Regions from separate parts of the Homo sapiens genome. Here region 1 is linked to region 2. Evidence: chromatin contacts called from ENCODE POLR2A ChIA-PET data. All regions are on one chromosome and are shown on one strand. The core of a region is the stretch at or near the end of the contact, and the rest is flanking DNA. Distances in the headings are between cores, read along the strand shown.

The links. ChIA-PET counts read pairs that join two places held with the same protein, here RNA polymerase II (POLR2A).
Region 1: POLR2A ChIA-PET joins it to region 2 with 13 read pairs in AG04449. The contact joins the enhancer-like site here to the promoter of RPL9 in region 2. POLR2A ChIA-PET finds 5 or more read pairs at or near these places in 2 of 52 experiments (AG04449 and activated T-cell).

Annotation. Positions count from the first base shown.
Region 1 is chr4:54,083,584-54,089,139 of GRCh38, forward strand. It overlaps a transcript of CHIC2 not described here and the pseudogene MORF4L2P1. Among named protein-coding and RNA genes, the nearest start is that of GSX2, 14 kb to the right of the region's middle. Within about 2 kb of position 1,973, at least 5 of the 41 ENCODE cell types and tissues checked have a DNase peak (open chromatin) inside an H3K27ac peak, as active enhancers do.
Region 2 is chr4:39,457,226-39,463,064 of GRCh38, forward strand. It overlaps RPL9 (ribosomal protein L9), which reads right to left and starts at 1,697. Exons shown (of 8, transcript NM_000661.5): 1 at 1,666-1,697; 2 at 1,169-1,215; 3 at 969-1,084; 4 at 361-456. The coding sequence starts at 1,214. LIAS (lipoic acid synthetase) reads left to right here and starts at 1,831. Exons shown (of 11, transcript NM_006859.4): 1 at 1,831-1,937; 2 at 3,565-3,737; 3 at 4,971-5,064. The coding sequence starts at 1,893. RefSeq lists enhancers at 698-1,448, 1,644-1,938, 2,309-2,358 and a silencer at 1,879-1,928.

The DNA.
Region 1 (5,556 bases), core at 723-3,222, about 15 Mb after region 2:
TTTCTGTACCCCTGTCCTATCTAATTAGTAACCAAGGCTCATTGGTGCTACCTTCCAAATTACTCTTGAATTTATTCTCTCCTCTCCATTCCCACCACTACTGATTAATGTGACACTTATCATTTCAAGTCTGGACTTTGGTACTGGACACTAACTGTCTCTGGTTTCTCTCTCTTCCAATCCCATCCTTTACAATGATTACAATATAATCATTTCAATTTTCTGCTTAGCATCCTTCAAAGACCATTCATCTTACTACAGAGGCCTTCATACTTCTTCACCTGCCACTCACACTCTTTGCTTTCTGCCACTAAGCAGCCCTTCCTGCTTCTGTCTCCTGCATGCAGCTTAATGCATATCCATCCTCTGGGCCTGTGCTCACTCTTGAAACTTTGGCCTAGAAGTCTCTTCTCCTGCTGTTGTTTTTACTCTGAGCATCTCCTAGAAATAGTTCAAGCCTCAGTCTCAGAGTCCATGATGCCAGCAGGAAGAAAGAACAGATCTCTCCTCCATGGTTCCACAGTTGTTGCATGCCACTATCACACACTTACTTGAATTCATTGATGGCTATGGTTAGGTGAGCCACTGTGCCCAGCCCGGGGTCTAGTCATCTTTGTAGCCCTAGTACCTAACATATGTAGGCACTCAGTAAATAATGGTGAATTAAACTAAATTGAATTTTAATAGCAACTGTCTCCTATTTCCAGAAGTTCCTCTAACAATATGATGCAGGCCTTATATTTAAAAGTAGCCATTATTCTGATAAGTTTTATATTTTGTTGACAGCTAAGTACACTAAGAGTCCTGTCTGGATAAGGGTCATTCTTTGGCCAATTTAAATGGAATTGTGATTATATTAGGCCCATATTGTTTGGAATCTAACTAACTTGTCTGATCTCAGAAAAATTACAAAAAAAAAAGAAAACACAGGTAAAAACCCCTCTCAAGGACAGCAATGACATAGTTAACTTTGGCTACCAATGCACCTTCTACATTCATAATTATTGTCACTGATGCTTTAGAGCACCCAGAATAGTGAAATAGTGTATAACTGAGACCTATTAAATTCTAACAGGCTAAGCACAGTGGCTTACACCTGTAATCCCAGTACGTTGGGAGGCCAGGGCAGACAGGTCACTTGAGGCCAGGAGTTTGAGACCAACCTGGCCAACATGGTAAAACCCCAGAAAGCAAAAAATTAGAGTATACTCAAAAAAGTATAAAAAATTAGTCAGGCGTGGTGGTGTATACCTGCAATCTCAGCTACTCGGGAGGCTGACACATGAGAACCACTTGAACTCAGGAGGCGAAGGTTGCAATGAGCCAAGGTTTCACCACTAAACTCCAGCCTGGGAGACACAGCCTTGCTCTGTCTCAAAAAAAAAAAAAAAAAAAAAATCAAACAGGTAGCATAGAGACAAAATCTGTGAAAAGCTAAACACTGAATTGATATAAATAAAGTGTTCTACTCCTTATCTCAAAATGTTAAAGTGCTATATTTTCCCCACTCACATAAAAAAGTAACAATTTATGTCATTCAAATGATAAAGAAATAACTCATTTATTTTATTAAATATGAATGTCCTTAAGGAACAAGTATTATCTTTAAAAACCTGTTCAGAATTGGTAATTTTATATTTACATCTATCTTCTGAATTATATTACCTTTTTACCACTTTTGTAGGTTACTATGATAAATTCTTGCCTTAACAACAGCTATTGATTTTAATTATTGAGATACCAATGATCTCGTAGGGGGATGCCAATTATTACGAAGTATCTGTGGAAGACAATGGTGCTGTGTATGCATACAGAATTAGGGACACTGTCTTGCTCAATCAATTTTCAGTCAATGAGCTCATCAGCTAAATCTGATGGACTGACAGAGAATCCAAACAGAGTAATACAATGACTAAGACAGTAGTTGGTTTGCCCAGAGCAGTCAGATGAGGAAGGGCATCGAGCCAAGTCCAGAGACTCAGGGCAGACTCCAAATGAGCTCTAGCTAACAACAAGACAATATCTCTTGTTTTCAACCCTGTGTAAATTATAAAAACAAGAGGATGTGGCCATTATGGTGTGTTTCCCAAAAACTGTTCATGTAGCTGTGATGTGAGCAGCTAAAGAATTCCACAGGCCGACAGTGGAGGGAGAACCTTAGCCCTAATCTCAGGGCCACTGGATTTAGAAGCATCCACAGTAAATCCAGTAACTTATTAGTTTTCCTCATTTAGCCAGGAGGTCTGGAAAGGGAACTTGTCTCCCACCAAAAACAAAATGATACTTTGATTGCAAGTCTAAATCCAGGATCTGATTTTGGCAAGTCGTTTAACCTCTCAATATCTTATTGTGGAAATAACAGTTAAAAAAAAAACAAAAAGTCCTATCTAGCTTAAATAATTGTGCTAACCCAAGGACATAACTGGTTAGAGTCTTTATAAACTGCAGTCCTGTATACAGGTAAAATAGAATGGTGAGGAAGCATCCACCTAGAACACTGACATTCTTCTTTCAATCCTTCATAAATTATTGAGCATCTCCTCTGCCAGGTTCTGCTTTATATGCTTAGGAAAGCATGTAAACAAGATAGCTTAGATCTCATTCATTTTGAAGCTTCCACTAGGCCTTTGATTCATGTGCAACCAGCTTGCAAAATGCTGGTCATACACAAGTTTTGGGCTCTGCCCTCAAGCAGAGGGGCATGGAGAAGATTATGAGACAGATGATGATAGTAATAAGATGATGCATTGAAATCAGTGCAAATCCATTTCATCTCCATCCCAACCTCACCCTTTTACTGCACCATTGAGTTTGGGGTTTGGTTTAGGAGGTCCTGGATGTAAATTCACCCTCTCTTTGAAATAATAATGGCCCTCTTCTCATAGGGTGGTTGTTCTCAATGAACCCAGTAGACATAAATATCCTGCAGGAGCTTCCATTCTAGCAGGGAGATTCAGACGATAAACATAAACAGAAGATATTATGTAGCATATAGTTGGAAAGTGATGACTGCTATGGGAGAAAAAAATAGAGCATGGAAAAGGGATTGGGAGTGCAGAAGGCACAGTAGCAGCTTTGATATTTTAAAAAGAGTGAGAAAGCGGCAGCTAGAAAGATCTGGATTCTCATTTCAGGTCACCATTCAGAAAAGCTAAGTTTGCTGTACAGTAAGGCTCAGGAGATCTGATCCTGATTGTAGAAACCTCTGATTACAGAATCTTGGATTGTATCTCCCACTGTATCCTCCTAGACCATCCTGCAAGATCTATAAGAGTCCTTTTGGGAAATCCCTAGGAGTTCTTGGAAAGAAGAAAGATTGTTGGTTGGAATAAAAAGGGTTGAATGAGTTCCAGAAAGCCGGGTTCTCAATCTCATGGACAACAATCTGCAGAAGAAGACAACTTCAAAAAACCAACTAGAAGCAACATGCAGAGATGAGAGGGGCCTCCTCAGGAAAGAAGGCAGCTGGTCCACAGCAGAAAAATCTTGAACCACCTCTCTCAGGAAGATGTGGGGTCGCTCTGCAGAGAACTTCTTAGCTTCAGGATCCGTGAGGAAGACCAGAAAGAACAAACAGAGGACTCCTGGAAACAGATATGGGGGCAGTACCAGCAAAGCACCTCAGACCCCAGGGAAGGAAAGAGCCTGGGCAGACCTCACTGTTGAAAGCGAGGACGCATTTAAGAACAGAATGGAAGTTAAAGTGAAGATGCCTGAAGAATCGAAACCATGGCTTGCTGGGGACTGGAACTTAGTTACCAAGCAGAAGCAGCTGTTTTAACTCCCTGCTAAGCAAAATGTAGATGCAATTCTAAAGGAGTATGCAAATTGTAAAACATCGCAGGGAAACGTCGATAATAAGGCATAGGCAGTTAATGAAATTGTGACAAGAATAAAAGAATATTTCGACGTGATGTTAGGCACTCAGCTGCTCTACAAATTTGAGAGGCCCCTGTATGCAGAAATCCTCTTGGCTCACCCTGATGCTCCTGTGTCCCAGGTTTAAGGGGCACACACCTACTGAGGTTATTTGTAAGAATAGGAGAAATGTTGGCCTATATATCCCTTGATGAGAAGAGCCTTGCGTTATTGTTGGGCCATTTGCATGATTTCCTAAAATATCTGGCAAAGAATTCTGCATCTCTTTTTACTGGCGGTGATTACAAAGTAGCTTCTGCTAAGTACCACCACAAAGCCCTGTGCTGGTCTACAGACCATTCACTGTTATTTCCCTGAGATCTGGAAACACTTTTTGTTCTTAGTCTTTTTCTTGTAAAATGGATATTCTTTAACATTGTTAATGTAAAACAGGGCTTATGTTTCAGTTTGTTTTCTGTTCTGTTTTAAACAGAAAATAAAAGGAGTGTAAGCTCCTTTTCTCATTTCAAAGTTGCTACCAGGGTATGCAGTAATTAGAACAAAGAAGAAATATTCAGTGGAACATTTTATTGCCTAGTTGACAACATTGCTTGAATGCTGGTGGTTCTACCCCTTTGACACTACACAATTTTCTAATATGTGTTAATGCTACATGACAAAATGCCCTGACTCCTAGTGCCAAACATTCAATTTGATATATATACCCAAAAACCCATGCATTTGTTCTCTTTTTTTTAATGATGCTTGAAGTAAAACAGCCCATCCTCTGCAAATCCGTCTATGTTGTTCCTTAGGCATTCTGTCTTTGCGCAAATTGTTGAAGGGTGGTCGTTTGTTTCATGGTTTTTGCATTTGAGTCTAATGCATGTTGTAACGTGATAGAGGCAATGCATTATTGTGTAAGCCACAGTTTTCTGAAAAAGTTGATATTTTAGGAATTACATTTCAGATCTTAAATAAAATTTGTTTCTAAATTTCAAAGCAAAAAAGAAAAAAGACAGTAAGAAAGTGTCTTTGGAGGAAAGACCTAAAGGTGAGGAAGTAAGACGTGTGAGCTTGTAGGGGAAGAGTTCTCAACAGAGGGGAAGGCTAGAGAGGGCCAGACCAGCAAGGAAAACAGAGGGAGCAAGTAGGCCAGTGGTTGGAGTGGTCAGAGACAGCCATGGTGGCATCATGGAGGGCCTTTTGTTCTTGGTCTGACCTGATCAGACTTCTATTTCAAAACGATCCTTCTGGCTGCTCTGTTGAGAACAGATTGTAGAGGCAAGTATAGGAAGAATGAACCCAGTCATCCCTATGCAGTGGTGATGGCTTGGACCCGTGCGATAGTAGTTGGAGTGTTAAGAAGTGGTCAGTTTCCAGTTACATTTGAAGTTAAAGCCTTCAGGACTTCATGATGGGTTAAATGTACAGGATTAGAGAAAGAGCAAGAGAGGAGTCACAGAAGATTCAAAGGATTTGGGCAAGAGCCACCAGAAGATGGAGGTGCCAGCAACAGAGACCTGAGGGTAATGCAGGAACCTGGAACTCCTGTACCTTCTCTTCTCCTAGTTTCCAGGGCATCTTCCTGCAAGTGTATAAAACTGTAGGTAGAGGAACAAAGCTGATATGGTCCTATTTGGTGACTGTAGGAGAGACTGACCACTAAGACCATTTCATCCCTTGAGACCTCAGTCT
Region 2 (5,839 bases), core at 447-2,946:
TTTTAAAAGTTGTACCCATCTAGCCATGCATGGTGGCTCATGCCTGCAATCCCAGTACTATGGGAGGCCAAGGTGGGAGGATCACTTGAGCTCAGCCTGGACAAAATAGCGAGACCCCAGCCTTGATTAAAAAAAAAAAAAACCCAACAACAGAAAAAAACAAACATGTTGTACCCATCTGGTCTTTGCTCTCAGCTCTATCGCTTAAAGACCCACAGATGCCTATTTTTGCCAAGTTCTTGCGTATTACACCAAATAAAATACATGACCCATTCTCTGAAAGAGACACTTACGCTGTATAAAGCACAGGTTTGAGAAACCTCCCTTTCCAAAACAAGGAAGTCTGATACATCTGCTTACCAGTGTAACACCCTTGATCATGTTCTGTACATGACTACAAATAGTCCGAACGGTAGCCAGTTCCTTTCTGTTACCCCACCATTTGTCAACCCGGAGCTGTAACAGAACAAAAAATGTATTCTTTCCAGAAATATGCAGGCTTAAAAGACAACAGACCACTTACCGAATTACTTTAAGATTCTAGAATTAACCCTTATCAAAGCACATGGTTTTCAACTGGAAAAATCCAACCACCTATAAAACCTCCCAACAGTTAAGCTTTGTAGAAGTTGCAACAAACTTCCCTTCTGGAAAATTAAATCATCAGGTTTAAATGACCTACTGCCGGTTCCTGTGATTTTTACAAAGCAATCACTAGGAAAATAAACCAAACTTCTAACACCATTAAGACGTGTCACTGATGACCACTATTACATTTGAGCTTTATATAATTGGCTGTGTTCAGAATCTGGTTTTTCAATTTCACTGAACAGGCTGGTATTCTGGACAGCAACATTTAAAGCTGAAGCACTGAACCTTAATTCGAAAATTGTTAAAGCAACCAAATGTGATGCTGTTATAAACCACCTTCCAACGAGCAACTGAATTATCAGAAGAAAAACCCTCACCCTCTTTTTTTTCTTTCCAAGAAGGCTGAGTTCTACATTGATGTGATTGAAGTCCCTCCGCAGGGTTCCTCTGGGGCCCTTCACGATAACTGTGCGTCCCTTCAGAGTAATGTCGACTAGAAGAGAGAACACACTCGTCAGGCCACACAACGCTTGGAACGTGCAGTAAAGATGTAAGTAAAAGACATCAAGTCTCATACCATTTTCTGGAATGTCGACAGTCTGATTGCTGAGAATAGTCTTCATTCTGAAACACAAACACTGGGGGTGAGGCCGACGCAAGGCCCGTTTTTCCACCAAACTACGCCGCACAGAGCTCCACTCCTACTGGAGACTGCCAGGCGGAAGTTCCAGACAAGATGTCGGAGGACGGGAGACCGACAGCGGGCCCCAGTGTGTCCCAGCCTGGAAGGAGCAGCCCCAAAGCGAGAATTACGAGGCCCAGCAGTCGAACTCCCACTCAGCCCAACCCTGGAAGTCCTATGCGGGCGGTGCCATCCCGGCAAGACTGAGGGGCGGGAATAGGCCAAAAAGCCCACAACAGGATTCGCATCTGGCGCCGCCAGGCTCATATGGCGCTTGCCGAGCTGGGGGACAAACAGGACAAGGTTCCGAGAGTGGGAGCCGCGCCGCAGCCTTTCCCAGAGCAGATGGTTTCAGATTCCCAGTACCCCCACGAGCACAGAAACATCCTTACCTCGCAGTAGACGCAGCAAAGAAAGAACGTCTGTCGTCATTACGTACTTGTATCGCGTAAGGGGCCTGCGTATTGCGTCATGAGTGCGCGACGCACGTAAGGCTAAAGCAGCCAATCGTGGAGCAGCTTGGCTGCTTGTCATAAATGGAGCGACGTAATTTCGACCTGTCCTTTCCCGGGAGTTAGCGATCCCTCAACCCCTGCACTGCGCTAGTCCTAAAGAGGAAATGTCTCTACGCTGCGGGGATGCAGCCCGCACCCTGGGGCCCCGGGTGAGCGGCGGGGCGAACGGGTTTGGGCGTGGGGTGGGGGGATCCTATCCCTTCAGAGCGCCCATGCCCAATAATAAAGGCCAGTGCATTTACTGAACATTTACTACTAGCCAACGGCAGTTTTAAACGTTTTTCGTGTAATCTCATGTAATTATCCCGCCAGCCCCATGATATAGAGTCTCTGGCATCAGTTTGTTTGCAAGTCTCTCTGGGCCAGCACCGAGGACTTATTTTCTGCTTAGAGTGGTTTGTACCCTATATTTATGGAGCACTGCAGTGAGCACCCCACATAGCTATTCTGTCTTGGACTCTTACTGTGTGTGAGACACCACTCTAGCCGCAGAGAACACAAACCTGTCCGCTAGGCTTCAGCGGCAGACATTGAGAAGTGCAGTAGCAATCGTGCAACACCCTAACAGGCACTCTTTGAGTTGTCGAAGGTTCTTTTGAGATACATGTGCAGACTCGTGGATTTTGTAGTGTTTTGGCTATCTCATACACGTTTGTGTTCAGATGTAAAAGCCGAATACCATGATTTCTTATGTTCTTGACTGCCACGTTCAAACACAGAAACAATGTAACCTAGAAAGTAAAAACGTTCATCCTGGCCAACATGGTGAAACCCCGCCTCTATTAAAAATACAAAAATTAGCTGAGCGTGGTGGCGTGCGCCTGTAGTCCCAGCTACTCGCCAGGCTGAGGCAGGAGAATCGCTTGAACCCGCGAGGCGGAGGTTGCAGTGAGCCGAGATCGCGCAACTGCACTCCAACCTGGGCGACAGAGCGAGACTCCATCTCAAAAAAAAAAAAAGAAAAAGAAAGTAAAAACGTTAGGCTTGGTTTTAACCTTCCAGTTGTCTGAAACTAATTGGGCATTATTAACCTACGTTTCAACAATTATTCAAAGCTCGAGAGATTTATTGCACACTTCACTTTAAACGCCCCTGATTCAAGTCAGGACCAGAACAGTTTTAAACTGTGGCACCTTCTTCAGTTATTGCAGTTCAATCTTGTTGAAAGACAAACATCTAGTTCCTGGTAGGTGGAGTACATGAAAGTGTGATATATGTTAGTTCCAGAGATTTTCGGGCCGGGTGCGGTGGCTTACGCCTGTAATCCCAGCACTTTGGGAGGCCGAGGCAGGTGGATCACCTGAGGTCAGGAGATCGAGACCATCCTGGCTAACATGGTGAAACCCTGTCTCTACTAAAAATACAAAAAAATTAGCCGGGCGTGGTGGCGGGCGCCTGTAGTCCCAGCTACTCAGGAGGCTGAGGCAGGAGAATGGCGTGAACCCGGGAGGCGGAGCTTGCGGTGAGCCAAGATTGCGCCACTGCACTCCAGCCTGGGCAACAGAGCAAGACTCCGTCTCAAAAAAAAAAAAAAAAAAACAGATTTCCAAATCTATTCTAAACTCAGTAGTAAACAGTCAACTCTTACTCTCTTTTAGGTTTGGTTCCTTCAGTCATCTTTTATATTCTAATGCCCTAGAATACTAGAGCTCCTAGTTTGACATAATTTCTGAATCACTTTTTTGGCTTTACCCTTCCGTTTAGGTGTTATGATGGGTTAAAACTAAATTATTACGGACTCCACTAAATAAACGTCATAATTAACTCTTTCTTTAGGTATTTGGGAGATATTTTTGCAGCCCAGTCAGACCGTTAAGCTCCTTGCCAGATAAAAAAAAGGAACTCCTACAGAATGGACCAGACCTTCAAGATTTTGTATCTGGTGATCTTGCAGACAGGAGCACCTGGGATGAATATAAAGGAAACCTAAAACGCCAGAAAGGAGAAAGGTAATTGAAAATTTGAGATAATTTTAACGTCCCGTTCCTTTATTGTGCATTATTTTCAGATATAACCAAGCCCTAGAATCTGTTTTTAATATCAGACTTGTTAAATTTAGCTAAAAATCATTAGAAAGATGTGATAACAGAACTAGATAGAACAAGTAAGCAGATGAAATTTTTGGAATCTTTCTCTTTTCTCTTGCCCTTACTATGTTACACTGCCATCTCCCCATTTTCTACCCAGCATCCAACTTCTTCAGAGTAAAGATTACTGCTTTGCTACTAGTCTGTTAGATCTGGGTTAGTAGCTGTTGATGATCTAACTTGTGCTTCTCCTAGTCAATTTACATGTGACCTATGGATACCTTGCCTTAATTTAAAAGAATGATGGAATTTTATGTAGAAGGTAGATTGAGTTGAAAGATAACTTAATCCTGCTCCTTCTATATCACAAGTGGATGGAAGTCATGGAGAACCAAGGATACACAGTCTCCAGTCCAAATTTTAGATCTTTTTTCCATTGAGTAACCACTATAAAATCTAGAATGTAGAGCAGACAGTGCACAGTTGTGATCTTTCCTCAGTCTAAACAAGTAGAGTACTTTTTGGCAGTATCATTCATGAGGGATGAGATATTTGAAAACTTGCTCATTCTCTTATTAGAATAGTGTAACTCTGCCTTTGCAAAAAAGGTAGACGTGAGTATAGCGCCCTGTTACACTCCATTATTGGTGTTTTCTTTTTGTTTGTTTGTTCTTGAGACAGTCTTGCTCTGTCACCCAGGTTGGAGTGCAGTGGCACAATCTTGGCTCACTGCAAGCTCCGCCTCCTGGGTTCAAGGGATTCTTCTGCCTAAGCCTCCCAAGTAGCTGGGACTACAGGCGCCTGCCACCACGCCCGGCTAATTTTTGTATTTTTAGTAGAGACAGGGCTTCACCATATTGGCCAAACTAGTCTCGAACTCCTGACCTTGTGATCCGCCCACCTCGGCCTCCCAAAGTGCTGGGATTACAGGCATGAGCCACCACATCCGGCCATTATTGGTGTTTTCTAAAGTGGTTTGAGCAAGGCTAAATTTGATTCTGTGTTCTTACTCCTATGACAGAAATTATAAGAGTTATTCTAAGGTTATAGAAAAAATTATTAACTAGGAATTGTAATAGAAGAAATTAACTTCAAAGCTGTGTAATTATTTGGCAGCATATTTGTTAATAGATAGTTATGTTTGGCTTTCCTTAGGTTAAGACTACCTCCATGGCTAAAGACAGAGATTCCCATGGGGAAAAATTACAATAAACTGAAAAATACTTTGCGGAATTTAAATCTCCATACAGTAAGTTGTCAAAGTGTAAACTATCCCTCTTCACCAAAAGCCATGTTTCTACGTTTATATAACTTAAAAATTATTAATAAATATATAAATAATAGCAAAGAAAGTAAATATGTTAAGTGATACATTACTACCAGGAATGGAAATATATTTAGAATCATTTTTCCGGCAAACAAAGAGATTTTTTGCCCTACGAGTTTGGAAACAAGGCTTTGTTTGTTTTATATTGCAAATTAGATATATGATTTGTTGGAAAGAATATAAAATTAAATATGAAGGTATGTCACATACGCAATGCCATATATAAACCATACTCCTTTACCTTTAACTCTTCAGTATATAATCTTTCAGACTTTTTTATTTGCACATATGAAGTATATACATTCGTAAAGTTTTTAATTTAAAAATTGGATTTTGGCCAGGTGCGGTGGCTCACACCTATAATTCCAGTACTTCGGAAGGCCGAGGTGGGAGGATCACCTGAGGTCAGGAGTTCAAGACCAGCCTGGCCAACATGGTGAAACCCCGTCTCTAATAAAATACAAAAAAAATTAGCTGGGCGTGGTGGCGTGAGCCTGTAGTCCCAGCTACTTGGAAGTCTGAGGCTGGAGAATCACTTGAGCTTGGGAGGTGGAGATTGCAGTGAGCTGAGATGGCACCACTGCACTCCAGCCTGGACGACAGTGAGACTCCATCTTAAAAAATAAAAATTCAAGTCTGTCCATTCTTACATAATTATGTAAGGGAGTACACCTCTATAGGACATGCTCACTACACT